Linked DNA regions of Homo sapiens: region 2 is linked to region 1. Evidence: read pairs that join two places in POLR2A ChIA-PET (ENCODE). Cell type or tissue: PC-3. All regions are shown on one strand. Links, peaks and the distances in the headings refer to the core of each region. The heading gives the core; the rest is flanking DNA. Region 1 overlaps ATXN1 (ataxin 1). Region 2 overlaps ATXN1 (ataxin 1).

The links. ChIA-PET counts read pairs that join two places held together with the same protein. Peaks named below come from ENCODE experiments on the same cell type or tissue, not always from the same donor. Only the 100,000 strongest peaks of a DNase experiment are listed, where the experiment ranks them.
Region 2: POLR2A ChIA-PET joins it to region 1 with 11 read pairs; 9 of 35 experiments call an interaction of 5 or more read pairs at or near these places.

The regions. Positions count from the first base shown.
Region 1 is chr6:16,739,111-16,755,717 of GRCh38, reverse strand. ATXN1 (ataxin 1) reads left to right here. Exons shown (of 8, transcript NM_001128164.2): 2 at 2,371-2,485. Among named protein-coding and RNA genes, the nearest start is that of ATXN1-AS1, 14 kb to the left of the region's middle. RefSeq lists a cis regulatory region at 8,468-8,481 and an enhancer at 8,403-8,547. In PC-3, for the core only: no CTCF peak of the experiment used is centred there; DNase peaks (open chromatin) are centred at 4,247, 5,477 and 8,207; H3K4me3 peaks cover 2,639 bases; H3K27ac peaks cover 5,328 bases.
Region 2 is chr6:16,628,827-16,645,433 of GRCh38, reverse strand. All of the region lies in intron 3 of ATXN1 (ataxin 1), which reads left to right. Among named protein-coding and RNA genes, the nearest start is that of ATXN1-AS1, 120 kb to the left of the region's middle. RefSeq lists an enhancer at 9,057-9,226. In PC-3, for the core only: no CTCF peak of the experiment used is centred there; DNase peaks (open chromatin) are centred at 5,553 and 8,973; H3K4me3 peaks cover 1,039 bases; H3K27ac peaks cover 3,690 bases.

The sequences.
Region 1 (16,607 bases), core at 3,577-11,576:
CACTTAGGTGCCCTTTAACATGACAAGTTTTGAATGAGTTAGGTAGCAGAAGTTTTTCGTGACAGTTATTGTAGCTACTAACCTATAGCATCTATCCTTCTAACGTTCAAAGAAAATATATTTTTCTGTCACTGTGTATGGCAAACTTTATTTTCTTGTGCCCTTAATTTTGTTCCCCTTTCTCACATTATCTCCTGGTACTTACTGACCATTACCTCAGTTTTGTTTAGGCCGTCTTTCTTGTTAATCTTCCAATATTAATAGTATTGTATTATGTTGCTCTGCTGGGTTTTAAAAATATTGAGTATTCCATTTTTGGTGTATATTATTGTATAAAATGTCCTATAAATTATTTTCTGGTATATTATTTTGTAAGTTTTTGCAGTGAATACGTGCTGCCTTGCTTGTATTCTTGCCTTCTTCCCTCTGATGGAATACAAGTTATGTAAACTCTCTGTATTATCCTAACTAGTGCAGCAACACAAATACTTTTGAAATAAGAAAGCATACTCATGCAAGAGTAAAGTAATCTTCTATGGCATTTACATCATGTTTGACCCTCCTCTGCACTTCAGCAAACTAGGAGGAGGTTGTAACTTGGACTCTATAAAACCTTATCTGCCAGGTGATATGTAAACAGGATTGTGTGCACACACATTGTCATATAGGCAAACACTCTCCCAACTGGTGAGCTCATAAAAAGCACTGTCTGTAAATTTATGGTACCTGCACCTCATTTGAGAATCAAGTATTTTGATGCTTAATTTGAGATGACATCATGATCCTCCCTCCCTGCTTCCTCATCCTTAAAGAAGTACTAAGATTAAATAGAATTTTGTCAACTTCTACTTAACTTGGCCATTATTTATATTTGTAACTCAACAGGCTTCTTGGTGGAGGGACTGTGCCTTCTAAAGATCTGAAAGACCTTATAGTGTATAACAGCTTACCTTCCTTCTCTGTACGCACAGATCACATGTGGGGAAACCAAGGACTACAAGAATTCCTTCTTTTGCATATCAGTCCTCGGCAGGCAATCAATGCTTAAATAAATGCTTGGTGAATGGATTAGTTAGAAGTAAGAACATTTTGGCTACTGTTCATTACTTTGAAAAGTGCTGGAAAGAAGTGGAAGTTATTTTCCTTTCCAGCTGGGCTGTGCTCTTAAAAATAGTGAGTGTGTATGGATGAAAATAATCATGAGTACCGAGATGTGTTGCCATGTACCCAAGGATAATTGGCTCACTTACCTGTTTACGGATTATTCACATTGGAGATCATATTCATAGCTCCAGAATAGTTTCTTTCTGACATCCAATATAAACCTGGGCCTCCTTCTTCCTACTGTTACCTGGCGTGAGCTTAGGAAACCCAAACTAAGTTTAAAATCAGCCTAAGCAAATGTGCAGATCAGCTCCAGTAATCAAAGACTGAAAATCAGTCCAGCATTCACTAGTTTGGGGATGATTTTATAGTAACCCTGCTACTGATTTTAAAAAAATTTTTTTTTCTGTTTAATGTGGATAATTGGTAATTACCGGTATTTAAGAATATAATTTTAATGGATAGGGCTAAAAAAATACGTTAGCAGATCGAGTCCTCAACTTCTTCCGTTTCTATGCATAGGTTTTACCTCACAAAAACTACTACAAGCACCAAGCTCCCTGATGGAAAGGTATATGGAAGATTCATTCATTCTTTCTTTCATTCATCCATTCACACATTCACTCATTCATCATACAATGGAAAATTTTTACTTAACCATGTGCAAGGAATTGTGGCAAAATGAAAATGAGATGTACATTCAGTATTTAAATAAAGTTTAGTGGAAAGTTTAGTGAATATAAATGCACACTTTACACTTTTTTTCTGCATTTTTTCCTTTCTTCTATTCCATTGGACTGGTATGCTAATAGCTGTGCACTTTCATCATTGTGTTTCAAGTTGCATGTTGATAGATAATATATGCCACATTAAAATTAGGCTTTGGCTCAATTACTATTCAATCCATGCCCATTTTCACCTGATACTCCTTGTAGTTACCAGCATGTGTTTATCAGATGATTGGCTAGAATCATTGGAGAAAAGAATGACAGCGGCTGGCTCAAATGGGGAGACCATCCTCTTAATTTGATGGAAGGGATGACCTTTTTGTATGTTGGCCTCCCTCTGAGCCTTGTTGAGTAAAACCAGACCTGCCTTTTGAGCTGGCTGGGATCTGTGTAATTCTCATACAACAGAATGCCGAATGTGATGTTCTTAAAATTTGTATTTCGGTGCATAGACACTTAAGGTGGACTTATTTTTTAAAGCAGTCTATTCTGTTTTTCATTTTGGATTTCCTCTCCTGCACTCCCTCGACCATTGCAGGAGCATCGTGCATCAAGTCACCAGGGTGGTCCATTCAAGCTGCAGATTTGTTTGTCATCCTTGTACAGCAATCTCCTCCTCCACTGCCACTACAGGGAAGTGCATCACATGTCAGGTGAGAGTTTTGCGATGCTCTCTGTTTTCCATCTGAGGATAAAGTCCTGACCTGGAAAATTGCCTCCTAGCCATGCTCCCTTACTTTGTTGGCTGTTGAATATCATTTTCTTTGCAAACTCTGTTTGGGCATAGTGTGGGAAGTTGAGAAATTGCCAAGATTGTTTTTTAAAACTTCGATTAAAGTATCTATCTATTTGGTTTAATCTATATGTTCATGAAGACTTTCATTTGACTTTGCGATGATTGATAATTGCCAATTGGGGCTTGAACCTCATCATTTTAATTGTCAGTTTTCCTTAATACAATTAAGAATGCTATGCTACCAGATATCTTAAGTCACAGTTTTTGCATTTTAGATTACTGTTGTAGTATAATATGTGCGTAGCAAAACAGAGACCTATTTGTTTAGGGGAACCAGTATTTGTTGAATCTTGAATTTCTTTGTGTCTGTTTGGATTTTACAACTTCCTGATTTTCCCACGTACAGTAAGTTTTTCTGGCCTGGAGAGTCATGCAGACATAGGGTGTATGCAATGGTGATGACTCATGGTTCTCTATTGAAGAAAGGGCCAGAGGATATTGCCTCAAATTAAATCAGGAAGGAAAAAGAGGTTTGCTAGAACTTGGGGCAGTAAGGGCTTGGGAACACAAGGGTTTGAGTGTATGTAACCAAGGGAGATTGTGAAATAGAAAATAGGGGATCAATTTCTATTTGCCTTGGAAATGGACCTGCTTGAAACTGTGAAGACAGACTAGATTAGAGGTTCCCAAGCCTGGCTAGGCAACAGAATCACCTGGAGAGCTTAAAAAAATAGAATTTGGAGCTCCACCCTAGACTTGATGAATCAGAATGTTTCCTGCTGGAATCATTGATCTGTCTAGGCACTGATGCTCCACAGGTTTGGGAACCCCTGGGTCGGCCGGTCTTCCAGCAACTCTTCCTAAGTTATGTTCTGTAGACTTAGTTGGTGAGAAGCTCATTCTACTTTTAGCAAATCTCCCATTTGAAAATTTGAATTTTCAAAACTCATTTTTCAAGAGGTAGATGGATATTTGCTTTATAACAGGTTCATTTAAACAATAATTGACCAGATTTCTTTGAAGAAAGAGCTGCCTCTTTACCGTAAGAGCCAATTTTTAAGTTACATATAAATTCTCTGGCATCTTAGATAAGAGCATGGAGCTCCGTAATCAACCCATCTGGACTTAAGATCTGGAGCTGCCACTATGACCTTGAGTAGTCCTATGTCCTTTCAATGCCTCAGTTTATTCATGTATAAGATGGAGGTAATATTAGAACTTTCTTATAGGGCTGCTGTGAGGATGGACTGGAGTAAAATAGTAGATATACTGTGGGTAGAATAGTACCTGGTGTATGGTTTGTATCTTTTAACAGATGCTATCAAGTAACTTATCCCTCAACAGGTTGATTGTTATGGTCATGTTTTATGATGGTTGCTCCTGAACCATACATGACTAGAAATATGTAAATATACCTGGACCTTGGTCTTTGGACCCACCCTGTAGACATCTACGGCTCTGCAAAGCCAAGGAGCCTTTTATTTGTTTTTGCTGAATTTTAAATTCTGAATTTATCACAACTCTCTGACTGATGGGATGCATGTGTGGTTTTTTTTTTTTTAGATTGTTGTAAAATGAACTGATGAATTGCATGCATAAATGTGGTTATTTGTGGTCTGAGTAAAAATAAACAAAAACCTGAGTGACTGAAGTATTATGCCTCAGGAAAAACAGCCAAAAAAGTCCCAGTGGGGGACAAGGTGGAGGAGGGAAGAGTCATCACAGACACGATACTCTTGTAAAATATGGAACTGGATTCCTTACATTTTATTGGCTGTGGATTAGAGAGGTGTTCTTTAAGTGGAAATGTAACCTAAAGTTACATGCAAAGGTAAGCCTCTTAAGATCTACAAGTGTCAGCTGAATGAAAAAGGTAGGGTGGGCCAGGCACAGTGGCTCATGCCTTTAATCCCAGCACTTTGGGAGGCTGAGGTGGGTGAATCACTTGAGGTCAGGAGTTTGAGACCAGCCTGGCCAACATGATGAAATCCTGTCTCTACTAAAAATATAAAAATTAGCCAGGCATTGTGGCAGGTTCCTGTAATCCCAGCTACTTGGGACACTGAGGCAGGAGAATCGCTTGAATCCTGGAGGCAGAGGTTGCAGTGAGCCCAGGTCTCGCCACTGCACTCCAGCCTGGGCGACAGAGTGAGACTCCATCTCAAAAAAAAAAAAAAAAAAGAGAGGAAAGAAAAGAAAAAGGTAGAGTGTCTTACTGCTACTTTATCTCTTAGGGATGATACTCATTTTAACGGTTATGTGCTAGGCTGAAAATCCTCACATTTAGATCTTTGGGGAAATAGTTTAATTGCAAATGGGTTGAGTACACGTGCATTTTTTTTAACCTGTGGTGTTGAAAGGGAGTCATTTGTGATAACAGAAATATCTCAAGAATTTTATTGTGAAAAAACAGGCAGCAAAAAGTCATATCTCTTGGTCAATATGGGCAGCTTATTGAGAAGAGACCTAGGTTTTTATAATATGTTAGGCAAGTTTAAGTGTCTTATGAATACTAAAATACTGACGAAGTAGCGCAAAGTCACCTTGAATTTTAAGCGCTGACATTTTCTATGATTGCATTTAAAGAAAGCTTATAAGCATTATCTAAACATTTTGCATCAATAATGGCCTCATTACAGTCCTCACGATTGACGGCTCAACGTAGGCAGAAAAATAGTATCATTCATGTTGTACTCTTTTATATTCATTCAGTTTTTTTCTTAAACCTACATTATAGTTCTTTCTGGTTCTAGTTATTTTATAAATATGATACAGCTATAGCAAGTTATGACCTAACTTGTTCACAGTCACTATTTATGTAAAGAAATGATTCATTCATTTATTCATTGTGAATTTTTTTAAAACTACTGCATGGTGCTGTGGGAATGGAAGTGAATAAGAGCTACCGGAAGGCAGTTATTTTCTTCCTGGTCAGGCAGGGGAAAGAAGAAACTCTCTGAAATAATGAATACGAATAGAATGGGGTTCTAACAGTGTTCTAACAGTGAAGGAATTCAGAAGAGTGACGCTGAGTAGGAGTGATCAGGAAAGACTTTGAGGAGGAGGGATCACTTGAGTTGAGCTCTGCTGACTAGATTGCATTTCTGTGGGAAGAGATGGATGGAGCATGAGGAAGGCCATGTGTGTGTCTGGGACATAACAAGCCAATGCACGGTATGTAACTGACCAGGACATTTTGACTGAAGCCTAGGTGCTGGTGGACATCTGAATTTCTGGATTCGAGCAGACAGTAGAGAGTATGGGAATAAAACTGCCGAGAGGTCAAGTCTGAAGATAAATTTGGAGGAGTCCTTGGCATAAAAGTGATCTTTGAAATTGGGTTCTTGGGCCTGGCAAAAAGTTTGACACCCAGGAGGGGGATGACTGAATTCAGGGATGACGTCAGCTGGTGTAGAATGTGTAGAGAGAAGGTAAGAGGCAGCGGAGAGTAGCTTCAACATTGATGTGGCATGGCCTTCGTCTGCCTTCTTTTCATGATCTGGGGTGAAGGAGGCTGGGTGGCTGGAGGAGTTGGGTGATGTATGCGTGGGCCATAAGGACTCTTCTGCAGCTCAGGCACCTTGGAAACTCAGTGCTGAACTACAGTTCAATGAAATCTTGTCAAAACCTCTCTTCCTTTAAGACCTTTAAAAAAATAGGAACTTGAGCTAATTTTAGCTAAATCTAATGTGTGTGTGTATAAAAATGAATGCTGCGTTTGAAATTCAGCGTATGCGGTATCTCGTTAAACAAATGATCCTTCTATTTTCCTCTAAACAGTTTTATTAAGATTTTCAGTGAAGCCCTGTACGTTTTAACAACAATTCCAGCATTTCTTTGATCTTTTCTACCGTTGATTTATTCATCTCACATGATATGCGTAAATCACAATGTGCCATCTACTTGACTCTGTAGCAATTGTTCATTTGTGGCAATTCATTTACTGTACTTTGATAAACCACATTAATTTGGGTGTGTTTTGTAACTTTAGAGGATTCCCTGGAGGCTTTCTGCAGACTCTTTAAAATGTGAGATGTGTGTGTTTTTGTGCGTGCGTGTATACTGTATATACCTAGCTACTAGACACAGCTCTTTGAACAATTTGGCTTCCCATTTATACTTTATAGAAAATAAAGAGATATAGAATTGGTGAATCTTGGGTCTGGGGAGAAAGTTAGTCTAAGACTTCCTGATGTAAAGTGAAAGAGAAGGCTGGAGATGATGTTACGATGATGTTAGTGAGCAGTCTGATTTAATGTAATGAGAGAAAATTTGAGGATTAAGTTGTGGTTTTTTTTTTTGGTGCTGAGTTAGTTAGGATGGGCTCTCTGTGTAGCCCAAAAGGGCTCAGAATAAAAGCAGTGACTTATTTAACTTTCATCAAAGACAAGAAGGTTAAGACAGGAACAAGAGGGATGGAGCAAACAACTCCAGGGGCAGATCGTTCTTGTCTGCAATTATTTAATGAGCATCTAATGTATGAGACGCATTATGCCAACAAGGCCCTCTAGGGAATATGGAGATGATCAATAGTTCACATTTACTATTCTGCATATTAACTTATTGAATCCTCATTACAGTCCTTTGAGGTAGGCATCATTATTTTCTCCATTGCACAGGCGAGGAAACTGTGGCACAGAGAGGGTGAATAATTTCCCCAAGGTTTCCCAGCTGTTAAGTGATAGAATCGTGCTTGGATCCCAGTCTACACTCTCAGCCCTGTTCCTTAAGCCCTGTCCTTAAGAAGCTTACAGTCGAGTGCATAAGGCAAGGCATGGCTTGGAGTAATATTTAAAGAGCCATGACACAGGTAACACAGTCTAGGAAGTCAGGATCAAGGAAGGGTCCTTCCTTGGAGCCTTCTCTTTTGATGCCTGCCTGTCTGTTCAGTCACATATGAGCTTTCTGACACAGGCTGTCCCATGCAGGCTTTGTGGTGTTTTCTCCCTTTCTTTCACTCTTACTCATATCTCCTTGAGATTCCTATGCACTTTCAATAATTATTAATTGAAGAAAATGATGACAGTGGCAATTTGCTTATCCGTTTCAGGGGATTGGCTTAAGTTGGATCCAAATGTTATTCAGCATCAAGAGTCTCAGCGAGATGATGAACTTTTGACTCTTAAAAGAACTTCACTGGGTCATTGCTCAGCTTGCAAGATTTGGCAGATATGAACTATTTGTCTCTCCAGTGTGATAGGTGGTGGTGTGGCGCTGAACGCAAGCTCTAAGAATAAAACGTGCAGCAAAAGGAGGTCACGCTTTAGTCAGGGTGGCCATAAGGAAGCTTAGAACTCACATCCCCTCTGCCCCTGCCTCGCCCAGTCTCATTTTCTCTCCTTCACTAGAACAGTGAATGAATCTGAGCTCATTCATGTCAAGATGATAGAGAAGAAAGATCACTTTCTCTTAGCTGGCTTAGGGAAGGCCAGATTGTCTTTCTTACACTGAGTGAAAAATTACTGAGGACTTTTGTTTTTTTTTTTTTTGGTCTTCAAGGCAACATCTCTTGCTTTTACAGACCCACGGAAATCGAGAAGAGGATGCAAGATTTACTATTCGTGCCCTAGCCTGGCAGCTTCAGCCTACATCACAGCTGTAATCATATGTGATGCATTTTTATTTACAGATTAGTAGGCTCTGACTCTGACATATGACTAACCGGGAAGCTCCTCCCTGTAACAGTTGTATGTCGTCTGCTTCAGAGAACTAATTGCTTGGCAATTCCCCTTTGGTAATTCCCTCTTTATTTTCTGATGAGTTACTTAACAGCGATGGGCTTGTTGAGCAGAGCGTGGAGTTTAATGTGTGCTCCAGAAACTCCACTGTAGGCCTGGGGGATATGTTTTTCGAGTTCTGTTTAGCTTTACTGAAGGAACAGTGAAACCATTATATGGCCTGTTAATATTTCACTCAATACCAGATTAAACACCGAGCAGCGTGCAGTTTTCCAAAAGAAATCAAAACCAGGCTTCTTTTTAAAATGTGCCCCTGTGCATTAGAAAATTATTAAAAAGGAATTTAATATGTATAGAATGTTTAATGATCTTTTGAAAATATGGTTTCAAATGGAGTAGTCTTCCAGGACCCTACAGAGTGAGTATGGTGTGCTGTTGGACTGGTAGTTTGGAGGCTCAGTTTCTGTTGCCTGCCCTGCAACAGGATGACTTGTGCTACTCACTGTACCTTGCTGGGTCTCAGTTTTCCTGTCTCCAAAACACAAGGAGGTTGAAAGAAATGATCTCTCGGGACTCTTCTATCTCTGACATTGTACAGTTCCATGAATAGATTTTATTGTAATTCTTGCTCCCGGCTCCCCCAAGACCTTTGCTTCTGTCAAACATCATTTGCTGTTGTTTGACTTTGTTAGATTTTGTATTTAATTAGAATTTATATTTTAGCTATTATTATGTCATTATTTATAGAGTAAGTCATAAGCGGTGCCTAAATTCATTTATCACCCCATCTATATTAGTTTCATACCTGAATACTTCCTCCGCTCCTTTTTACTGTTCTTGCTACCATGTCCCAAACAACATCCATTTCTGGAGGTGGAATGCAGTATAACTGGAAAGAATCTTTCAGCTGATTGTGGGATTATTTTTTGCAAGAGGAGTGCAGAAGCTCTGCTTTTCTAAGCAGTAATATCAAGGGCCATATTCTGCTTTTAATTTGCAAGTAGAAATCGTTTTGATGTCATTTGGTTTTACCTGCAGGTGCAGGTTTTAGTCTCTAGGTAATTCCTTTTCTCTTCTGCGTCAACTTTCCCAATTAGTGTGTGCAGCATTGCCTTGTCTTTTTGGTTAATTCATAAGCAGTTCATACAGATGCCTCTTGATTCATTGCAATTATTAATAGTTTCTTTAGGCAGCTAGTGCAAATAGAAAAGGTGACATTTGAGAGGGTTTGTTGTTTTAATTTATTTGTTTCATAGACAGAGAGGGAGGGTGAAAATGAAGGCTTTAAAGTCAGGGAGATTGAGGCTTGAATCCTTCTGGCTCTGGCTCCTGGCTTTGTGGTCCAGGTCACATTCCTTAAATCTGTGATCCTCAATTTCCTCATCTGTTGAATGGGGATGATAATATCACCTAACTCACAGAATCACTGGAAAGATTAAATGTGCACTCACTCTCTAGATGTTGCTTATGGTAGTATCTCAATAACTAATAAAAACAGACACACACACACACACACACACACACACACACACACACACGGAAGGCATAGCATTTAAGAGCTGAATAAAAAAAGCAAGAACAAAGGAAAGTGCTGCATTTGAGGTATAGTCAGGGTAGGAGGAGCTTCTCAGAGCAGCCAGTTTTAGTAGGCAGAGTTTGAATCTCAAAAGGACCTTTGAAATTTGGGAAGGACTAAGCACCCTCCACTAACCTGTCAGTGACGTTTTCTGCAGGTAGCTCTTGGGAAGGACTAAGCACCCTCCACTAACCTGGCAGTGACGTTTTCCGCAGGTAGCTCTGCTCTACAGAAAAGAGTGTTTACTACACATGACTGATAAAAATACCATGTTTTTAAACATGTATTGCCCAAACCTTACAATAATAAAGGAAAGCCAATAAAAGCAAAAGTTCCCTTTGATTCCACCATTCCAGTCCATAAATCAAGTTCATTTTTATGTGTTGTTTTTTAGTTCTTGATGATGTAACTTATATCTTTTTTTCAGTTTTGTGTTTCCCATTTAGCATAAACATTCTTAGTAACTTCAGCTATACAGTTCTCATTTGCAAGGATCACATAACATTCTATCAGGTTGTTTTATCTTAATTTTTAAGTTTCCTATCATTTTTGGACATTCGAGTTGTTTCTAATTGTTTACTGTTGTAAAGCCGCAGCGAATGTCTTTGCACACAAGTATTTACCGAGGACACACTCACATCAGAAGGCTCAATACTAAGTTAGAGGGAGCTTGCTCTGAATTGCTTTCTAAAAGGCTGTACCAATTTACATTGTTACTAATGATATAAGAATGTCTCTAGCTTCAATCTTAATAATTGTGGGACTTACTATTTTTTGGCTAATTTAATAGGCTCTTTGGTTTTAAAGTTTTCATTCCTTTGATCCCTCTCAGAGATGGAACATTTCCATCTGTGTTTATTTACTAATTGTTCTTTTTACAATTAGCAAATGGAAGTCTTGATGTTTTCTAATCTATGTATATGAGCTCTTTATATGTTCTAGATATTAATCCATTTAAAAAGTCCTATTTGCTACAGCTACTTCCCTAGTCCAGTGTCCTTTCATTTCAGTGATGATGCTTTTTGTTGTACAACGGTTCAAGTTTTTATATGATCAGCCTCTCTTTTCTTCTACTTGTACCCAGGGCCAACCTGGCAGGAATAAATGAGATTACCGCAGCTCAAATTCTGCACCAGGCTGGCGAGTGGTCCACTGGATGGCTTTGCTGGGAATAGCTCTTTCTTTCTTCTGCTCACTTTTCCCCTTGGGAACTGTTTCCTGTTGAAGTCCCAGTCTTTCTATTTCCAAGGGCCCCTTTCCCCTTCTCCCACCTGCCCCTCACTCCTTGATTCTCACCCACCCTGTGCCGGTTTCCTGGCTGTGGCATCCTCTCTGCCCAGTTCTCAACCCTCCGTTGCTGACCTGTGTGTTTCTCAGGGAGCCCTGTCCTGGGAGCAGTGGGTAGAAACATGTCTGGCAGCCTCCCTGACTAGGGCCTAGAGAGATCAGTCAGGAATCTCAGGCCTGGCCAAAGTCTAACCATTATCCAAGTCTCTGGGGTCGGGGTCTTTACAACTTCTGTCTTACATTTCTGCTACGTAGCAGGCTGCCCTGCTAAGGAATGGGCTCCTTGGCGCTGGTTTTCATCCATGTAGGAACCAGAGAGGCACGATGCTACCCTGATTCCTTTCCTGTTGTAGCTCTTCTCCGGGGATAGCTCTTCCAGTGGAAGGTTGGGAACAACTTCCTAGGGATTGAATTTTTTGAGGAAGGCTGGTCTCAAAGTGTGAGTTTTAGCTGAGTGGCTCTGCTGAGCTGGGGTGGTTTGGCATATGATATACCTCCTAAATGGCCTGTCTAGATGTATTGTTGTTCTGGTCCAACATGTTTTTCCTCTTTGAAGCCAAAATGAACATTTGTTAGTATTTGAAATCTGCTGACATCTCTGTTTTTCTTAACTCCCTCCCTGGGTTCTCATGGTCCTCAGGATAAAGTCTAGAATCCTTAGCCTGGCTCCATAGGTTTTGAGGACCTTCCTTATCTCTCCAGCCTCATCACTCACATGTTGCCCTGTATTCGTCCCACGTCGGTCCCATCGCACTTCCTCCTTCAAGTGCCATACTCTGTTTTTTGCTCCAGCCTTTAGACATGTTGTTCTTCCTCCTTAGAACCCAGCTCCTCTCTCTGCACTGTCTGGCTACCTTTCCCTCATTCTTGAAATCTCAGCTTAGAGTCTCTTCCTCACGAAGCCCTTGGACTAGGGACTATGTTATTTGCTACCTTTTCTGGGTTCCCATAGCACCCCATTCTTCCCCTTGTATAATACTTCACAACCCCTTTCCTGGCCCAGCGATAGGAGGGACTGCCCTCTTTCCAGTATGTGGCATCTAGTGAATGGGCAATACATACGGGCATTCCCCCTGTGATGCTTATGTTACAAATTGGATGTGATTCCATCTATTAATATGGACTGTGATGTATATAATTGTGGTGTGTATAATTGTGGTCAGGAACCAGCATGGGGTCCTGTGAACCACAGTGGTGGAAAAAGCTATGGCACCTGTTTGTTCCACTGGCTTTGTGCTTTGTCCATCACACAGTGAGTGAAAAGGTGACAAAAATGTGTAAGAAGCCTGTGCTAAGGAGAAAGAAAGGTCCAATGATGAATTTTCTGGAAAGAAAGCTGTACGTAATAGAGTGCTGAATTCGCTCAATCATATTTAAGTTTTATAGTACTGCACTTATAACCACACAAAACACTATTATTATTGAAATTCAATACAGGAAAAATGCTTTTGTTTTTGAACGTCTAAGACTGTCTTCCTCCTCATTGAAAAAATTCCTACTGAATTTCGATTATATGAAGATTTTTAGAAATGCAGCTATTGCATCGAATGAATAAATGAATTTGAGGTTCACGTTCTTAACATCTGTTTTCTGACTTTGATCAGTCTCCTTTAAGTGCTCTCGTGGTCATACTCTGCAACTCAGGTGAAAGTTTCTAGTGAGATAGTTATCCCAAGGAGATACTTTTATCTGGAAGAGAGTAGTTCTGAAGTTCTAAGTGAGGTTGGTTGGTTAGATTTAGGTTAAGGTACCACATGGAAAGGAGAACTGCTTAAAGGGGTAGGGTGACCATGAAACCTTCTTCTGCAAACCCTGCTCGTCAAGTATGAAACCGGTGGGGTAGGAGGTCCATCTAATCTTATCTGTGCCCTTTTGAGTTGGCCGGCCGGGTGACCATCCATCTCCTCTGGGTTGTAAATGACTTCATCTCGAAGTTGCACTGTTGGTGGTAGGTGAGGACGCCTTCTCCAGGTGGAGGGAGTGCATTTGTGGTTGATGGTGTGAGCGACCATATGTTGGACCATATGTCAGAACCTGTTAAGAGATTCTGACAGGTATGGAAATGCCTCCCATTGGAAACTGAAGCCCTGGGTCCTTTGACCGCTGCAGCACCCCCAGAGGAGAGTACCCTAAGGCCCTTTTAACCTTGCCCTGCCCTGGCAGGTTCCAAGGGGAGGCAGAAATGACTCTGGATGAATTTTGTTTTGATTATTCTTCCCCTTTTCCAGGCTCTGTGTCCAGTTCACCTCTGGAGCTGCCTGGGTCACTGCAACCCAGACTAGAGAGAAGTATGACCCCAAGTTGTGGCTTTTATTGGGAGACAGCCTTCATCTAAGGAAGTGGGAAAGAATGTGTTCCCCAGCTGCTGCCTTTCTGGTGTCTGATCTGATACTTTTCAAAAGATAGCAGTTTTGTTTGGTTTGATTTGGATTTTTTTTTTCTTTTGTAAGTGGTCATAGACCCATAAGACAAGTTTATTATTGTATTGACAGAAGAAAAAAATGCCATGGTTATTTATTTAAAAATCTCTTTCCATACAACTTTGCTTTCTATTGAGTTTGAAGGAAATATGGTGATGGCATCTAAGCCCAAATTTCGGTGTTTTATTTTGGCTTTCCTGTTCTGTTTAAGCCTCTGTAACCCCTTGAACCTTTCTCTACTCTTCAGAAGGAACAAGTTATATTTTTTTTCCATCTCAACATCGTCCAAATGAACCGTACTATTTTAACAATCTGTGTAAACAGATATAAAAGGAGGAAGACTACTTTCTTTAATTTTCCTCCCAGCGAGCTGCAAAGCTGTTTCAGTCATCCTAGTGATTAGCAGAATGTGAGTAATAAACAACATTAAAATGAAGAAACGTCTTTCTGAGTAGGACCTTGAAATGTGGGTCTCACCAGTAGTATATGAGCCTTCCTCAGACTAAACTCCATGACACAGTTCATATCATCTTTAAGTCCTGGAGGGAGGGTTTTTTAATATGTGTAAATGACCAAACACAGCTGTTGGCTGTCCTGCTGTACAGAGAACATTCGGTGACCTGAAATCGCAAAGTTTCTGTCTCTGAAGGGTGCACTTAATTTAACTTTTTGCCCTGAAGTCTCAAGAAATGAGACTTCCTTTAAAAAAAGTGTTCTTAAAACTTTCTCATTTTAAATGTCCAGGGTCTTCAAAGAGTATACTGGGAGGAAAGTCCTGTGTTTCCTGTTTCTCTTGTAGGACTAGTCAAAAGTACCCTTTCTCTTGATGGTATTCTGCAGTCTGAGCCTCTGATTTAGTAACTACAGCCTTTAAAACCACAGTTATCCAGACCATGTGCAGTGGTTAATGTGTCATGAGTCTGCCTCAGCTGATAATAGCACATCACAGAATTCAGAGTGCCTTAGATAAATTGTTTCAGTGGATAGTCATAATGACTGCTTGAGTAGAAAAGTACCCTCATTTTCTAGGGGAGAAAACAGAACCTACGAGGTTGACTGATTTACTAGATTCCAGTGGTTAGAAATACATGTAGCCTGTGCTGTAAACCTGATTTTCTGACTTGTAGTTCAGCTCTCTTCTCCATCTCCTTGTACAGCCAAGATACCCCAGAAATTATTTGCGTTTCCGAAGTTGTAGGATGAAAAGACATGTCTTTGCTTAACTGAGTTAGCCCCCTAGAACAATATTGAGATGGAGCTGGAATGGTGAAGAAATGCAAGAGTCCAATCCCTTGGGTATGTGCAATTCCCAGTTACCCCTTGAAACAGTGCTTCATTATAAATTTAGATGTTAGAGGCTGGGCATGGTGGCTCATGCCTCGAATCCCAGTGCTTTGGGAGGCCAAGGCGGTGGGATCGCCTGAGGCTAGGAGTTCAAGACCAGCCTGGGCCACAGAGTGAGACCCTGTCTCTAAAAAAAATAAATAAATAAATAAAAAATTATATGTTAGATGTTTTTATAGTGCCGGAGCCTAAACTTGATGGATAAACAGAGAATGATTTTCATTTTGCAGCCACTGCACCTTTAAAGTTGAGCTTTTTGAGGTGTATTTCCTTTAATGCACCCATGACAGCAAGGTTGAAAACATCAGGAAATCAAATTGATCTCATATATGGAATCTTGAAATTTAATGTCATCTGCTCTGAGAAGTCCTTGTGGATGGGAAGATTGTACAATCAGATCATTTCTCTGTGTAGGTATCTGCTGTCTTTCTACTAGATGTTACAGAAGAGATTAGAAGAAGCTCTTCCAGCCACCTGTGAATCAGCTTTATTCTGCTAGGCAAGAAGGAGCTGGTGCTGGACATTTGTATCTGCAAAAACCATGAGTTACTTCCCCAATAATTAAGTATCTACTGTTACAACATCTAGTGGCTAATCTTTTAGTAAAATACACTGTCCATCTCTTGGTGCCAGAAGCAATAACTATTATGAAGCCTTTTCTTTCTTTGCAGAAGTAGTTTGCTGGTGACCATATTGTTAGTTGCAGAAATACTCAGAATCTGATTCACATTTAGACTTGACAGAAGCCAGATTTTATATCTGGAAACCTCATTAGTGAAACTGCAAACAAGACAAAGGCCATCTATCTCTCTCTTAGGTGCCCTCCTCAATCTCTTTACAGCTTTTCCCCCAGGAGTCAAGGAGATACAGCCTGGCAGGGACTTTTGCTTGGTGATGGAGTAGCTAAGAATGTTTCTCTCTAACAGGTCACAGAACAGAAAGTGCTGGTGGACATCTCTTCTTGCCCCAAGATCTTCGTTGGAAGTCCCCGGGACTTGGTGTCTTTGCCGTTCAAAGTGTTTATGAACTCGCCAGGAGGCATAATGTGTCACCATTTTATTCTGGGCCACCCTAAAGGATGACACCCAGCTTCAGAGACCTCCTCTTGGACGACATCCCTGAGAATCAATGTTTTAGCTGTCCCATAGTCTGACGTCTGTTTCCGACCGCTTTTGAGCTGGCGCAGGCTTAGTCATTAATGGCCAGGACGATGTTAAATGTTCTGCCTGATTGGCTTGCAGCTACACACCTTTTGTCATTTGCAGAGCAGCAACTCCCTCTTGAGCTCTTGGGGAGTCTTTACACAAATACACTAGAAAAAAGGCACCCATCCATTTTTTTTCCATCTTGGCATTAGCTCACAGGCATAGTCCTGGGATGACCTGGAGTAGAGGCAGTGGAGGATAAATTCATCTTGCACAGACTTGTTTGTGCTAGTTCTAGCCTGTCTCTCGCCACAGATCTAGCTTTTAAATACTCAAGTGATTGGTTTTGTGTAGGAATGTGTGGATTGTTGGATTGGAAGAATTTTCTCCCTGGATTTCTAGTGTTTACATAAGCAGATACAAAAAAAATTTGATCACTGATTTAAATAGCAGGGCTTATTTTAAAAAGTTATGGGTGCTTCAAGGTGGTACAGAATAAAAATGTCAGGGTTTTTTTTTTTTTTTTTTTTAACAAGTCGTAACACAACCAAAATGTATATATTAATGTTTTGTCAGGAAAGGGTCAAAA
Region 2 (16,607 bases), core at 4,806-12,805, 110 kb after region 1:
CGAAAGCCCCACAAGGACCCAGTCTACTTTGCAGAGGTTAAATGGAAATAGATTATTTTCAATAATCTGTCCTCAGGACCAGAATTCTTCTAAATGATGCTGCTGGCAGCTGGCCATCTCTGGGAGCCCATCAGACAAACCACTTGTAGGAGCCCAGCATCCTGCATTGGGTCAGAATGCAAAGTCAACTAACTCTTCACAGTAGATGCAGTTTGGGCGTGAGTACCTAGCAGGAACCCTAGATATTTGGGGCAAGCACTTTGCTTCTTCCATCTGGTGGAACCCACGTTTATTATCTAAAAGACACATGGCAACAGGCAATGCAGTGTTTGCTTCCAAAGACAGCCTGGAATTTGGAATGACATTTAGTGAAAGGGGAAAGTTCAATTTCAGCTATCAAAGGTCATGGCCAGTGAACCTACAAGCACATATTATGTAAATTTGGCCCAAATCTGTATTTATTAGCTTGAACAGTTTTGGAGTGGTTATCTGCTCTACAAAAATGATCTACCGTTAAGAGTCTCAAAAATATCAAGTCTGCTTGATGCATTTAAATCAGGAAGCGTAAATATTTGGCATCCATGCTAGTGCTGATTTTCAGAGGCTTTGCTCACCTGCAGCTGTGCTCACTTTGCGAAAATGGACATGGTGACCTCTACTTTCCTGGTGAGTGGCCACGTCAGTATCATCCCTTCCCGTTCCTGGCACCACTCTCACCCACTTTGGAGAGCCAGCATAGAGCAGCACGCTGTGTCTCAGGGACCAGGCTATCCATCAGATACCCTACTCTGAAAGTGTCCTTAATTTGATTTTTAAAATATATATAAATATATAGTGTGTGTGTATACACACACACACACACACACACACCATAAAATTTACCATAAATTTACCATTTTAACCTTTTTTTTTTTTTTTTTGAAACGGAGTCTTGCTCTGTCGCCAGGCTGGAGTGCAGTGGCATGATCTCAGCTCACTGCAGCCTCCGCCTCCTGGGTTCAAGCAATTCTCCTGCCTCGGCCTCCCGAGTAGCTGGGACTACAGGCGCATGCCGCCACGCCCAGGGAATTTTTGTATTTTTAGTAGAGATGGGGTTTCACCATGTTGGCCAGGATGGTCTCGATCTCTTGACCTCGTGATCTGCCCGCCTCAGCCTCCCAAAGTGCTGGGGCGTGAGCCACCACACCTGGCCCAGTTTAACCATTTTTAAGTGTACAATTCAGTGGCATTATGTACATTTCCAGTGTAGTGCAATCATCTCCACTATCCATTTCCAGAACTTTTTCATCATCCCGAACAGAAGCTCTGCATTCATTAGACAATAACACTCCATTCTCTCCTCCCAGCCCCTGGTAACCTCTATTGTACACTGTGTCTCTATGAAGTTTCTTATTTTAGGGACCACATGGAATCATACAATATTTGTCCTTTTATGTCTGGCCCATAATTTAATTTTTAATAACAGTGTTTCAAATATACTGTTCTTTTCCAAAGTATTTGTTATCAATACTTTATTATGTCAGTAATTATCAATAAGTTCTCATTCTAATTTCAGAAACTGGGTTGTATTGGAATATGGGCATAGAGAAGATACAGATTTTTTTTTCTTCTTAATAACTGAAGAGAATAACATTTATCAAACAAACGATCGAACTCTTTCTGAGACATAGTTTCATGTGCCTCTTTGGAGTTGATTTCCCCTCACTTTATTTTAACTCCTATTTGGCCCGAATTCTTCTCAGAATTTCTGCAAGCAGGCTCATAGTCCTGCGTTCTTCTCTTCTCTTTTTTTTTTTTTTTTTTTTTGGCAGGGTCTCACTCTTGTCTCCCAGGCTGGAGTGCAGTGGTGCAATCTCAGCTCACTGCAGCCTCGACCTCCGGGCCTCAAGTGATCTTCCTGCCTCAGCCTCCCAAGTAGCTGAGATTACATGTGTGCACGACAACACCTGGCTAATTTTTGTATTTTTTGTAGAGACGAGGTTTCATCATGTTGCCCAGGCTTGTCTTAAACTCCTGGGCTCAAGCAGTCTACCCGTCTTGGCCTCTCAAAGTGCTGGAATTACAGGCGTGAGCCACCGCAGCTGGCCAGGCTTACATTTCTGTAGTGCCTGTTAGGAAGAGTTCAGAATTTTTTAGACACAGGCATAGCTCAGAGATATTGTGTCTTTTTTTTTTTTTTTTGAGTTGGGAGTCTTGCTTTGTTGCCAGGCTGGAGTGCAGTGGCACGATCTCTGCTCACTGCAAGCTCCGCCTCCTGGGTTCAAGCCTCCCAAGTAGCTGGGACTATAGGTGCCTGCCACCATGCCCAGCTAATTTTTGTATTTTTAGTAGAGATGGGGTTTCACCATATTGGTGAGGCTGGTCTCGAACTCCTGACCCCAGGTGATCCACCCACCTCAGCCTCCCAAAGTGCTGGGATTACAGGCATGAGCCACTGTGCCTGGACACTCAGAGATATTTTGGGTTCACTTATAGACCACAGCAGTAAAGCAAGTATTGCAATACAGCAAATCACACAAATTTTTTGGTTTTCCAGTGCATATAAGTTATGTTTACACCATACTATAGTCTATTAATTATCCAATAACATTTTGTCTAAACAAAAGTACATACCTTAATTTTAAAATGCTTTATTGCTAAAAACTGTTAACGATCATCTTCATTGAACCATAATCGTTTTGTTGGTAAAGGGTCTTTACGTTGATGGCTGCTGACTGATTTAGGGAGGTGGTTGCTGAAAGCTGGGGTGGCGGTGGCAATTTCTTAAAATTAGACAACAATGACGTTTGCCACATTTATTGACTCTTCCTTTCATGAAAGATTTCTCTGTAGTATGCACCATTGTTTGAGAGCATTTTACCCATAGTAGAACTTTCAAAGTTAGAGTCAGTCCTCTCAAACCTGTCACTGCATCAATTAAGTTTATGTAATATTTCAAATCCTTTGTTGTCATTTTAACAGTGTTCACAGTATCTTCATCAGGAGTAGATTACATCTCATGAAACCACTGGTTTTTTTGTTTGTTTGTTTGTTTGTTTTGAGACGGAGTCTCGTTCTGTCACCCAGGCTGGAGTGCAGTGGCGCGATCTCGGCTCACTGCAACCTCCACCTCCCAGGTTCAAACAATTCTCCTGCCTCAGCCTCCTGAGTAGCTGGGACTACAGGTGCGCACCACCACGCTGGGCTAATTTTTTGTATTTTTAGTAGAGATGGGTTTCACAATGTTAGCTGTGTTAGCCAGGATGGCCTCTATCTCCGGACCTTGTGATTCCCCTGCCTCGGCCTCCCAAAGTGCTGAGATTACAAGCGTGAGCCACTGTGCCCGGCCATGAAACCACTTTCTTTGCTCCTCCATAGAGGCAACTCCTCATCTGCTGAAGTTTGATCATGAGATTGCAGCAATCAATTCAGTCACATTTTCAGGCTCCATTTCTAATTCTGGTTCTCTTGCTGTTTCCACCTCATCTGCAGTTCCTTCCTCCACCGAAGTCTTGAAACCCTCAAGTCATCCATGGGGGTTGGAATCAACTTCTTCCAAACTGATGTTCATGTTGATATTTTGACCTCTTCCCATGAATCAAATGTTCTTAATGACATCTACAATGGTGAATCCTTTCCAGGAGGTTTTCAATTTACTTTTCCCAGATCCATCAGAGGAATTACTTTCTGTGGCAATGATAGCCTTACAGAATGTATTTCTTAAATAAGAAGACTTGAAAATAAAAATTACTCCTTGATCCATGGGTTGCAGAATGGGTGTTGTGTTAGCAGGCGTGAAAACGACATGAATCTCCTTGTATATTTCCATCAGAGCTCTTAGATGAGTGACGAAGTGCATTGTCAATAAGCAGTAATATTTTGAAAGGAATCTTTTTCTGAGCAATTAAGTCTCAACAGTGGGCTTAAAGTATTTAGTAACCCAATGTGCTTTCATCCAGGCTTTGTTGTTCCATTTCTATAGCACTGGCAGAGTAGATTCAGCATAATTATTAGGGCTCTAGGATTTTTGGAATGGTAAATGAGCATTGGCTTCAACTAAAGTCACTAGCTGCATTTGCCCGTAACAAGAGAGTCAGCCTCTCCTTTGAAGCTTTGTAGTCAAGCATTGACTTCTCCTCTCTAGCTATGAAAGTCTTAAATGGCATTTTCTTCCAATAGAAGGCTGCTTTGCCTACGTTGAAAAATCTGTAGTCACCTTCATCAATGATCTTAGTTAAATTTTCTGGATAACCTGCTGCAGCTTCTACATCAGCATTTGGAGAAGATTTCTTTCCTTAAATCTCACGAACCAACTTCTGCTAGCTTCAAACTTTTCTTCTCCAAGTTCCTCACCTCTCTCAGCCTTCATAGAAGTGAAGAGAGTTAGGGCCTTGATCTGGATTAGGCTTTGGCTTAAGGGAATGTATGGCTGGTTTGCTTTTCTATTCAGACCACTCTAACTTTGTCCATATCAGCAACAAGGCTGTTTCACTTTCTTACCATTGATGAGTTCACTGGAGTAGCACTTTTAATTTTCTTCAAGAACTTTTCCTTAGCATTCACAGCTTGGCTAACCCTTCAGTCACAAGAAGCCTGGCTTTTGACATATGTCAGCTTTCAACATGCCTTCCTCGCTAAGCTTAATCATTTCTAGTTTTCTTATTTAAATTGAGAGGTATGTGACTCACTCTTCCTTTCACTTGAATGCTTAGCGGCTATTTTAGGGTTATTAATTGGCCTAATTTCAATATTCTTTTTTTTTTTTCTTTTTTGAGACAGAGTCTCGCTCTGTCACCCAGGCTTGAGTGCAGTGGCACGATCTCTGCTTACTGCAAGCTCCGCCTCCCGGGTTCACGCCATTCTCCTGCCTCAGCCTCCCGAATAGCTGAGACTACAGGCACCCGCCACTACGTCCGGCTAACTTTTTGTATTTTTAGTAGAGATTGAGTTTCACCATGTTAGCCAGGATGGTCTTGATCTCCTGAACTCGTGATCTGCCCACCTTGGCCTCCCAAAGTGCTGGGATTACAGGCGTGAGCCCCCGTGCCTGGCCAACTTCAATATTCTTGTGTCTGAGGAAACAAGGAGGCCCGAGAGGAGGGAGAGAGAACAGCCAGTCTTTGTAGCAGTCAGAACACACATGACATTTACTGATTAAGTTCATTACCTTATATGGGGTGTGTGGTTCATGGTGAACAAAACAATTATAATAGTAACGTCAAAGAGCACTGATCTCAGATCACCATAACAGATATAACAGCGCAAAAGTTTGAAATACTGTATTACCGAAATGTGGCAGAGGCTCAACATGAGCACATGCTGTTGGAGAGGTGATGCTGGTGGAGTTGCTTGACACGGGGTTGCCACAGAACTTCAATTTGAAAAAAAAATGCAGTATCTGCAAAGGACAACAAAGTGAAATGCAATAAAATGAGATGCGCCTGTTGCATCTTTCAACTGATGTGTCCTTTCTTTTCATTAAAAAAAAATAACGTTCTGTCCATCTGCCTCTGTCCAACAACAGGCAGTCACATGTGATGCCTACTGTTGGAGAATTGGTGAATCATAGGCCTCCACTTCTGGTGCTATTACTCAGAGAAGAAGTATTTCTTTCTGCATAGAAGGAAACATTGTAATTTTACTGCAGCAATGAAATTGTAGTAGAGGTGAACATAATTCTTCTATTTACATCTTTAATGAGCCACAATTAAAAGTAGTGAGTTGGCATGTCAGAGTGAATGTGTTATTTTCAGATTTCTGTTAGAACAATGGCTGCTGCTGGTTGAAGCTGCACTTCCCTGGCCCCTTGGAGCTCCAAAAGCCTTAAGAAAGAAACCCAGGGGCCGGGCGCAATGGCTCAGGCCTGTAATCCCAGCACCTTGGGAAGCTGAGGCAGGCGAATCACCTGAGGTTGGGAGTTCAAGAACCAGCCTGACCAACATGGAGAAACCCCATCTCTACTAAAAATACAAAATTAGCCGGGTGTGGTGGGGCATGCCTGTAATCCCAGCTACTTAGGCGGCTGAGGCAGGAGAATCGCTTGAACCTAGGAGGTGGAGGTTGCGGTGAGCCTGTGTCTGGAGTTGGTTCCTTCCGATAGGTTTGTGGTCTTGCTGACTTCAAGAATGGAGCCACGGACCTTCACAGTGAGTGTTACAGCTCTTAAAGATGGTAGGGACCCAAAGAGCGAGCAGTAGCAAGATTTATTGTGAGGAGCGAAAGAACAAACCTTCCACAGCGTGGAAGGGGACCCGAGCGGGTTGTCTCTGCTGGCTGGCGTGGCCAGCTTTTATTCCCTTATTTGTCCCTGCCCATGTCCTGCTGATTGGTCCATTCTACAGAGCACTGATTGGTCCATTTTACAGAGTGCTGATTGGTCCATTTTACAAACCTCAAGCTAGCTACAGAGCGCTGATTGGTGTGTTTTTACAGAGCACTCATTGGTGCATTTTACAATCCCCTTGTAAGACAGAAAAGTTCTCCAAGTCCCCACTCGACCCAAGAAGTCCAGCTGGCTTCACCTCTCAATACCACTTCTGCATTTAATTATAGCCACCGACTAGCTGCACTATGATATTAATCTGGGCTACTTGCTTAGGAACCTGCAGATGGGTTTCCATAAGCTAGACATTGCTGCCTGATAAATGACTGTGGGATACAGGTTTTCCTGATGAGGTAGTAAAGCCACATATTGGAATTCATTTAACAGCTCGACAACATAATTTGTAAACATTTCTATTTAGTCACGTGTACTCAGCAAAAATGTATACTAAAGTGTTTACCATATACTTGGCATTGAAGGGAATTATAATGAAATATGTTGATCTTGGTCATTTATAGGTGTTCCCACCACTGTGATGTGTGCATGCATTGTGGGCCAGGAGGTTTTATCTGGAAGCTAGTGACACTTCAGCGTCAAGGCGTCTCGCTCCTGCAGGCCCTTTGTAAGACCCTGTACCTAATTTTATGTTGATAATTTTGTGCAGTTTTTTTTTTTTTTTTTTTTTTTGAGGCAGCGTCTAGCTCTGTCATCCAGGCTGGATTGCAGTGTTGTGATCTTGGCTCACTGCAGCCTCAACCTCCCAGGCTCAAGTGATCCTCCCACCTGAGCCTTCTGAGTAGCTGTGAGCAGATACATATGCCACCATGCTCAGCTAATTTTTGTATTTTTTTGTAGAGATGGGGGTCTCACTATGTTGCCCAGTTTTGTCTTGAACTCCTGGGCTCAAGCGATCCTCCACTTCAGCCTCCCAAAGTTCTGGGATTACAGGCGTGAGTGACCATGGCTGGCCTTTGAGATCTTTTCTTAAAGACCCTAACACCCCATACACACTCCTCTACCCCTTGACTAGTTTTATAAACTGCAGACCTCACAGACTGGATCCACCCCTGATTATGAATATGTTTAAACTGTGCATATGTATGCATTAATTAAAACATATTTATTTCTCTTTCATACTAGTATGTGAAATTCCAAAAAATCTGCTAGCCCACAAATTAGGAAAATTAAAGGGCTATGCCTACCTCTGCCAGCTGTTTCCAAGGAAATTTATATCTTGGACATTTGGCAGATAATAATATCATGTTTGACTGATAGTGATCATGTCCTAAATTTCCCAAACTGATGAGTCACAATCGTGATTCACATATTTCTGGGAATCGCCCCCCAACAACTTGCGATTTGCCTGGCGTAGCTGTAGTATATCAGAGTTTTTTAGGTGTTTAGCAGAACTGAACTATATAGCTTCTTGTCCCATGCCAATTCAAGAAAATTAATTTAATAGCTATTTTATGAAACATTTTTTCCTAACTCGACATGGATATTTTAAGGTGATTTTCCCTGCTAAGAATTCACTTGTTATAGGTGACTCTAATTGGAGAAACAGCTGTTGACTTCTAGTGTGCTCAATTAGTTTCTTTCTTCCTTTTTCTTTTTTTATTTTATTTTATTTATTTTTTATTATACTTTAAGTTCTAGGGTACATGTGCACAATGTGCAGGTTTGTTACATATGTATACATGTATCATGTTGGTGTGCTGCACCCATTAACTCATCATTTACATTAGGTATATCTCCTAAAGCTTTCCCTCCCCCCTCCCCCCACTCCATGACAGGCCCCGGTGTGCGATGTTCCCCTTCCTGTGACCAAGTGTTCTCATTGTTCAATTCCCACCTATGAGTGAGAACATGCGGTGTTTGGTTTTTTGTCCTTGCGATAATTTGCTGAGAATGATGGTTTCCAGCTTCATCCATGTCCCAACAAAGGACATGAACTCATCCTTTTTTATGGCTACATAGTATTCCATGGTGTATATGTGCCACATTTTCTTAATCCAGTCTATCATTGATGGACATTTGGGTTGGTTCCAAGTCTTTGCTATTGTGAATAGTGCCGCAATAAACATACGTGCGCATGTGCCTTTATAGCAGCATGATTTATAATCCTTTGGGTATATCCCCAGTAATGGGATGGCTGGGTCAAATGGTATTTCTAGTTCTAGATCCTTGAGGAATCGCCACACTGTCTTCCACAATGGTTGAACTAGTTTGCAGGCCCACCAACAGTGTAAAAGTGTTCCTATTTCTCCACTTTCTTCCTTTTTCAAAGAGTTCCTTTATTATTCCCAGGCCGTCGTTAGGTGTAAAAGCTAATTTAGTTTAGATTATTTTTTAAAGTGCACCTGGCATTCAAGCTATGACATTTCCTGTTGAAACAGCACTGCTATGACCTGGGAAGAAAAGATCCCAAGAAAATATAACTGAGGAATCAAATATTTGTCTGTATAAAAGGTTTCATATTAATTCATGATACCATTTATTAGTCACTTACCTTTTATGTTAGTAGCCATAAGGAGGTGTGATGGCATAGACTATTCAGGGCGAATGACAGTTGTCATGGGCAGAAGGTGCCCATGCATCAGGCAGAGCAGGGTGACCACAAAGTGGGGAGTGGCCAAATATACTTTGTCCTACTCAAGACATGAGGGCCTGTCCCAGTGGCTTGCTTGAGAACAAAGCTCATCCTGATGACTCAGCAGCCACAGTGAAGGGCTGCCTGGGGGCTGGGGGAGAAACAAGTAGGCAGATGAGGTCCAGTTGGAAACTAAATTGCTTTGGGAGGAGGAGAGTGGTCACACAATGTAGGTTTCAGTTCCGGCTGCACTGCTAATTTTGTAACCTTGGGAAAGTTACCAACCTCTCTGGAATCTCAGTTTCCTCCCCTATGAAGAAGAAAGCAGTAGCCCAGATCATCCTTGGAGGTTCCTTCCCTTCAGCTGTGACATTTTGCATTTGAAAGAGTAAGAGAAGTCACAGGACCATGGGAAAGGAAAACAGAAATGATGTAAGGGAGGCAGGTCATGGGGAGGGTGGTCAGGAACACAGGTTGGAAGTGCCCGTGGTGTCAATTCAGGTGTTCGGTGATCTCCACGGGCGAGTGACTTTTATTGGGAGAACTGTGCACTGCCTGAGGTTAGGGTTGTGCTCTGGGGAAACCGGAACCTTGAAAACACCTTGTAGGGAGCCGCGTTTCCCTTGCACGGACTGTGCTGCCTGTGCTTCCCCAGCACAGTGGGCGTCGTCGCTTTGTGTTTGTGCTGGCTGCTGTGCGGGGTTGCCTGCCTCCCCAGCCCACACCTGCTCAGCCTTCCTCCACTCATGTTTTCAGGATGCTTTTGGATGCTTCTGGCTACAGTGGATTTTCCTTCTCCTTCTGAAGCCCTTTTGAAATTATTTCTCTGCAGATTCAGACATATTTATTTATCTGGTCAATGTCCTGCCTAAAGAATCAGATAACGACTGTGTTTTTGCCTGAACTCACACATATGAATGAGCTTTTGTAAGCGGCAGCAGCAGTGTAGGTTTAGTTGGAGCTGTCTGAGCCCTTGTCAGGTTGCTACTTAGTTGTTTAGTTAGCTCTCGTTGAACTTCTGTCACATCCTCAGTTTCTGGGCAGTGTGTAAGAAGAGCTCCTTCTCTCTAGACCAGTGGTCCCTAACCTTTTTGGCACCAGGGACTGGTTTCATGGAAGACAGTTTTTCCACAGACTAGGGTGGAGCGGGGGATGGTTTTGGGATGATTCAAATGCATTTATATTCATTGTGCACTTTATTTATATTATTATGTTGTAATATATAATGAAATAATTATGCAACTCACCATAATGTAGAATCAGTGAGATCCTTGAGCTTGTTTTCCTGCAACAAAACGGTCCCATCTAGGGGTGATGGGAGACAGTGACAGATCATCAGGCATTAGATTCTCATAAAGAGGGTGCAACCTACATCCCTCACATGTGCAGTTCACAATAGGGTTCACGCTCCTATGAGAATCTCATGCCGTTGCTGACCTGACAGGAGGCAGAGCTCAGGTGGTAATTTGAACAATGGGGAGTGGCTGTAAATACAGATGAAGCTTTGCTCATTCGCCTACTGCTCACCTCCTGTTGTGCAGGAGGTCTGTAGCCCAGGGGTTGGGAACCCCTGCTCTAGAGCTTAATAATCAACTGGTGGAGACCAGTGCAATTGTAAACAAAAGTGACAAAACGATAGTAATAATGCCAATGGTAATGAAAGCTACAGACATTTTCAGAGTGCTGTGTCTCCAAGTACTGAGCTGAGCACTCTGCACTCATGAAATATGTATCCTCCTCACACACACACACGCAAAATAAATGTTTAATGGAATATTGATCAGGAAAAAAACAACCAGTAAGCAAAGTATTAATACATGCTACAACATAGATGAACCTCAAAACATCATGTGAATTGAGAGACCACATACTTCAATTTCATTTATATGAAAGGTCCAGAATAGACAAATCCATAGAGACAGAAGTTAGTTTGGGGGTTGCAGAGGCCGGAGGTGGGAGAGGAATGCAGAGTGACTGCTAATGTACACAGGGTTTCTTTTTTGGAGAAGAAAATCTAAAATTAGATTGTGATGTTGGTTTTACAAAACAGTGACTATACTAAAAAACATTTGAGTTATACACTTGAGTTATATGTAAATTAAATCTTAATAAAGCTGTTTTTTTAAAAATAAATGTTTAATTCTCAGAAACAACCCTATGAGGTAGGGAGTATTATCCTCCTACAGATGAGAAAACCGAGGCCCAGAAAAGAGGAGAACCTGCTCAAGATTACATATAAGGCATATGTAGGATTAACTTTTTCATTACAGAGAAATCCATGGTAGTGCTTGCTAAGTAAATGCTAAATCTATTGATTGCATGGATGCCAGAACTAGATGGGGTTAGTTTAGATGGATTAAGGGAGGAAGTGGTTTAAACTGTGTTTTCTAAGAAGAAAGAGTAGTGATTGTATAAAGAAGACAAAAGGGCATTTCAAGCTGGAGATAATTGCTTGTGAGAGTTAAACATCAAGAAACCAGACATCTAATAGGTTTGTTCAACTGGAGTGAAGAATAGCCTTTCATATGACAGGTAGGTAATCAGAAGCAAGTGAATTTAGAGTTATATTGTTAGCTGTAGTGCGGGCTTGCTGTAATTAGTAGCAGGCCGACACCTTGTAACATCTCTCTGGAGTGTAAAGACATATTTCTAACAGAAATGTGTTAGTCTGCAAAGCAAATAAGGTGCAAGCGTAAATGTCCTTTTTCCTTGGACTGTCTTTACCGAATGACATGAGCTTCACACCCTTGCCTTGAGCTGTCACTATCATTGCTTCACTTTCTATTAATTAGCTCGGAGCCTTGGTTCTATAGTCAACTTGAAACTGCTCTGGACATATTTGCTCTAATCCTCCTGGACAACCTGTGAGATGTGCCTTTTCCTACACTTCTGCCTTGCCCTGGCAGCCACATGACACACTCTCGCAAGGCAGGAACCTCAGGGAGGGGAGGTGGCGGTGTCTGTTGGCAAGTACTCAGCTCCCTTTGAGGCTGCAGATAGTAGGCATTGGTTAAGAGTTTAAACTTGGGCAAGAACTGGAAGCAAATTGGGAGGACCTGGAATTGTGGGTGCTTGGGGAAAAACATTACAATGAGGACTCATATGGGTCGTGTGGTCATGTTTGTTTCAAGGGCTTTCCCTTCCAAAACTGGAAAAGAAAACTGATAAAACAAACATTGGGTGGCATTTTTTTCTAGGCTTGTCAATGGGTGACTTGTTTGCCGAATTAATTAAATAATTAATTAATTACCTTGTTTATAATCTTCCTTGTTTTGAAAAGATTTATGGCAGTGCCTTAAATCTGTAAATCTACCCAACAAGAGAATCTTATGAAGTAAACAAGTTAACAGGTGAAACATGCCTCCTTTTAAATGTTTCTTTATAACAAAATGACCATATATCAATAACAGACTGTAACAATGCGTAGCAAATGTATTTATGTTTCTCATCTATTTTCCACTTTCAAAAATGTGCTTTTCCCTTAAACTCCAAATTGTCTTAACAATTTCACATTTTCATTTCTTTCTTTTCTTTTTTTTTTTTTTGAGGCGGAGTTTTGCTCTTGTTGCCCAGGCTAGAGAGCAATGACGTGATCTTGGCTCACTGCAACCTCCACCTCCCAGGTTCAAGCGATTCTCCTGTCTCAGCCTCCCAAGTAGCTGGGATTACAGGCGCATGCCACCACACCCGGCTAATTTTTTTGTGTTATTAGTAGCGACGAGGTCTCGAACTCCAGACCTCAGGTGATCCATTCACCTCTGCCTCCTAAAGTGCTGGGACTACAGATGTGAGCCTGGCCCAATTTCACATTTTCTAGGTTCTGTAGAGGTTCATGTTTGTGGCATGGTAATTCTTGTTTTTTGCATTTTTTTTTTCTTAACCCCCCTCCTGGCTTTTGGAGCACTATAAACTTAGCACTGGTGGGGCCACATCTTGACAGCGAGACCCTTACAGCCCCCAACCCCGCATCCCAGTGGGGCTTCATGATCTGGCCCTGCTGTGCTGGTGGCATGGCCCCCTCGGGGCTTAAGTGATTCTGGGTCATTGACAAGAATCTTGCCTGTGTGAATTCAAATCAAAACTTTGGAGAGCAAAGATTCAGTGTTTTCCTTCTGCCTAACAATCTCATGGAAAGCACAGTGGTACCTAGCATTTAGCTCATGTGTTCATTTAGCAGGCTCTAAGTCATCTTGTCACATGTCATCCTCATGTCAGCTCTGTGTGGTGTTGTCGACCCACGAGCAAACGTTGCAAGGTCCCCTTTAGGGTGACAAGGCTGATTCAGGATGTGTCTCACTGCCCCAGGAAGGATGCCTCTAACATGCGGAACATGGTGCCAGTGGCTGAGGGGATTAGTTGGGGAAGAAGAGTGAATAGGGAAAGGAGGTTGTTACATGATCCACCCCTCACTGGCCAGAGAGGAAAAGGAAGGCATCTCATTAAGAGCATTAGCTGTAGCCTCTCATTTAAACCTCCTCACTACCCCATGAAGTAAGCATTATTGCTTTTGTTTTACAGGTGGTGTGAGACAAAAGTGAAGGAATGAGACTAATTAATAATAAGAATCCATGCCCCACCATAGCTACGATGCAGTGGAGCATGGATTCTAAACCAGCTCTAACATCACATGCCCTATTTTCGAGCACTAGTGGCTTATTTCTGAGCTCTTCTCTTCCTCTTTCCTGTTGATGCTTGAGTTTTAGTTATATCATGGCAAATTGAAAAATTCTTCAAAAAACATACAGAGGAAATAAAGTGGTGGGATCTGAAACAAAACTCTTATTGATTAGCCATTCTAATGAAGATTTGTGGCTGAGATGGGAGTTTTGCAATCACCTTGGGATTTCAGAACCCTGCTTTTAATAATTAGAACTAAAGAAGGGAGAGTCCTATAGAAGTGTGGGTCATAAAACCAAGGATGTGAATGAGGAGTGGCAAGACAGGTATCCTGGAGACTTTATTTCAGTGAGACTTCTGGGGCAGAGTTGGGACTGATGGGGGACAAGTCAGCTTTGGAATGATACAGAATTTTTGGCTGTGACACCTGTGTGATTTTAGTGCTTTGCACCATATCAAGAGCTGAGCAGAGTGTGGCACCAATATTCAAGGGACTCAAGGGGCAAATATAGGTGTCAGTGAGTGAAAGCAGATAGCGAGATTTGCAATGCAGTGTCCAGGAGTGTCCATCTTTCTAGACCCATTTCTACTTATAAGATCACTGCATACCCTGTGAAACATTATATTCATGAAGCCACAGAGTTTGAGCCACTGTGTTTACGCTGCAAGTGGAAGGAGAGTGGGCATGGAGTCAGAAAGACTCAAGTTCAAATCCAGCCTCCATAATTTATCGTCTTTAAGACCCTGGGAAAGTTGACCTAAGCCTCTGTTTTCTCAGCTTTAAAACATGAATAATAATCCTGCCTCACAGGACTGCTGCACATACGGCAGTCAGCGCAGTGCCAGGCACACACGAGTGTCTTATTAGTTATTATTATTATCAACAAAGAGCATAGGTGATCCTTCTTATCATGATTATAAAAACTGTGGCTTACCAATGAAAGGGTCCTTCATAAGCCAACAAAGAGACATCCCTGAAATTTTCACTATAGCAGAAATGCAAATTATTACTGGGTACATTTCTGGCAGACACATGAGCCATTTACATAATGAAACCTCTCTAATATTATTTCTATTAATAGCAATACTTCTGAGTATCAATCTGACCATTTTGTATTTAGAATCATTCTCTCTGTGAACAGATTCCTTTTATTGCCATGTCGTCTTAATATCTTCTGACAAGTATCATTATCTCTTTGCTGCATATTCTAATGTTTATGATTGCATGAGTTTTAAAGTGTTCATTTACTACCTGAGAACCTCCATTTTAATAATGCATTGCTTTAATGTTGGTGTTTGGGAGGTAAGGTTGTTGCTTATTTTCTCAGATGCCGATTCACAGTTGAGCAGATGATGACTTGCAGGAGGCTCTCTTGACCTGTCATGCTCTGATATCATCAATGCATTGGAGTGGTCACTTCTGTTAGCTTTTCCTCCATGAATCCCCTGTTGATCAGCCCACTAAGTGACTCAGCATATGTCTGTGCACACCTTTGGACCACATTATCATCCACTCACTTAGGCCCTTGAATTTTTTTATGGGTATGTGGGCTATATTGCTAAGTGATAAGGCTGGTTCTGTAAATGGACCTCGCAACTTCAGCATAACAACGGTATGGCTAGTGTCCTCCTCTAGGAGGGACTCCCCTTGAGGGCAGATACAGGTTTTTCCTGTTTGCCTCAAGAGAGTCATACAATGCAGAAGTGCCCAAGTGAATGTTGGGTGAATCAGTGAGTGTAAGAGGGCACCCAAGGGAATGCCCACAGTTGGAAGGAAGTTGCCTGAGAGGAGGAGTCCTCAGACCCATTCTAGCTTTGTGATTCTGCCCGTACAGACATGATTTATATGACAGGAAAAACATGGCAGGCCCTTGGGAAGCATTTTCATCTTAACCTTTATAATATCTAATAAATGGGCAAGATGTTAAAAAAAATTGCCCTTTCCAGAAGAAGGTTATACAGACTCTAAGAAGGCAACATTAAGAAATTTTTGAATTTTTTTTTTTTTGAGATGGAGTTTTGCTTTTGTTGCCCAGGCTGGAGTGCAGTGGTGTGATCTCGGCTCACTGCAACCTCTGCCTCCTGGGTTCAAGCGATTCTCCTGCCTCAGCCTCCCAAGTAGCTGGGATTACAGGCGCACACCACCACGTCCAGCTAGTTTTTTGTATTTTTAGTAGAGACAGGGTTTCATCATGTTGGCCAGGATGGTCTCGAACTCCTGACCTCAGGGGATCCACCCACTTCAGCCTCCCAAAGTGCAGGGATTACAGGCATGAGCCACCTTGCCTGGCCGAAATATATATATTTTTAAAAAGGTTATTTTCATCCCAGCACTTTGAAAGGCCAAGGTGGGCAGATCACAAAGTCAGGAGTTAGAGACCAGCCTTGCAAACATGGTGAAACCCCATCTCTACTAAAAAATACAAAAACAATTAGCTGGGCTGGTGGCGAGTGCCTGTAATCCCAGCTACGCGGGAGGCTGAGGCAGGAGAATTGCTTGAACCTGGGAGGCGAAGGTTGCAGTGAGCCGAGATTGCACCACTATGCTCCAGCCTGGGTGACAGAGCATGACTCTGCCTCAGGGGGAGGCGGGGAGAAGGTTACTTTCAACCCCATGAAAAAGTGAGCAAAGGACATGAACAGACACTTTTCAAAAGAAGACATATGGCCAATAAGAATATGAAAAGCAGCTCAATATCGCTGGTCATTAGAGCAACGCAAATCAAAAGCACAATGAGATACTATCTCATACCAGTCAGAATGGCTGTTGTTAAAAAGTCAAAAAATAACCAGTTGGATGCTGATGAGGTTGCGGAGAAAGGGAACACTTATACACTGTTGGTGAGTGTACAAATTAGTTCAGCCATTGTGGAAGGCAGTGTGGCAATTCTGCAAAGAGCTAAAAGCAGAACTACCATTCGACCCAGCAATCCCATTACTGGGTATCTACCCAGAGGAATATAAATCATTCTACCATAAATTTAGACACATGCACGCAAATGTTCATTGCAGCACTATTCACAGTAGCAAAGACACAGAATCAACCTAAATGCCCATCAATGACAGATTGGACAAAAAAAATGTGGTACATATTACCAT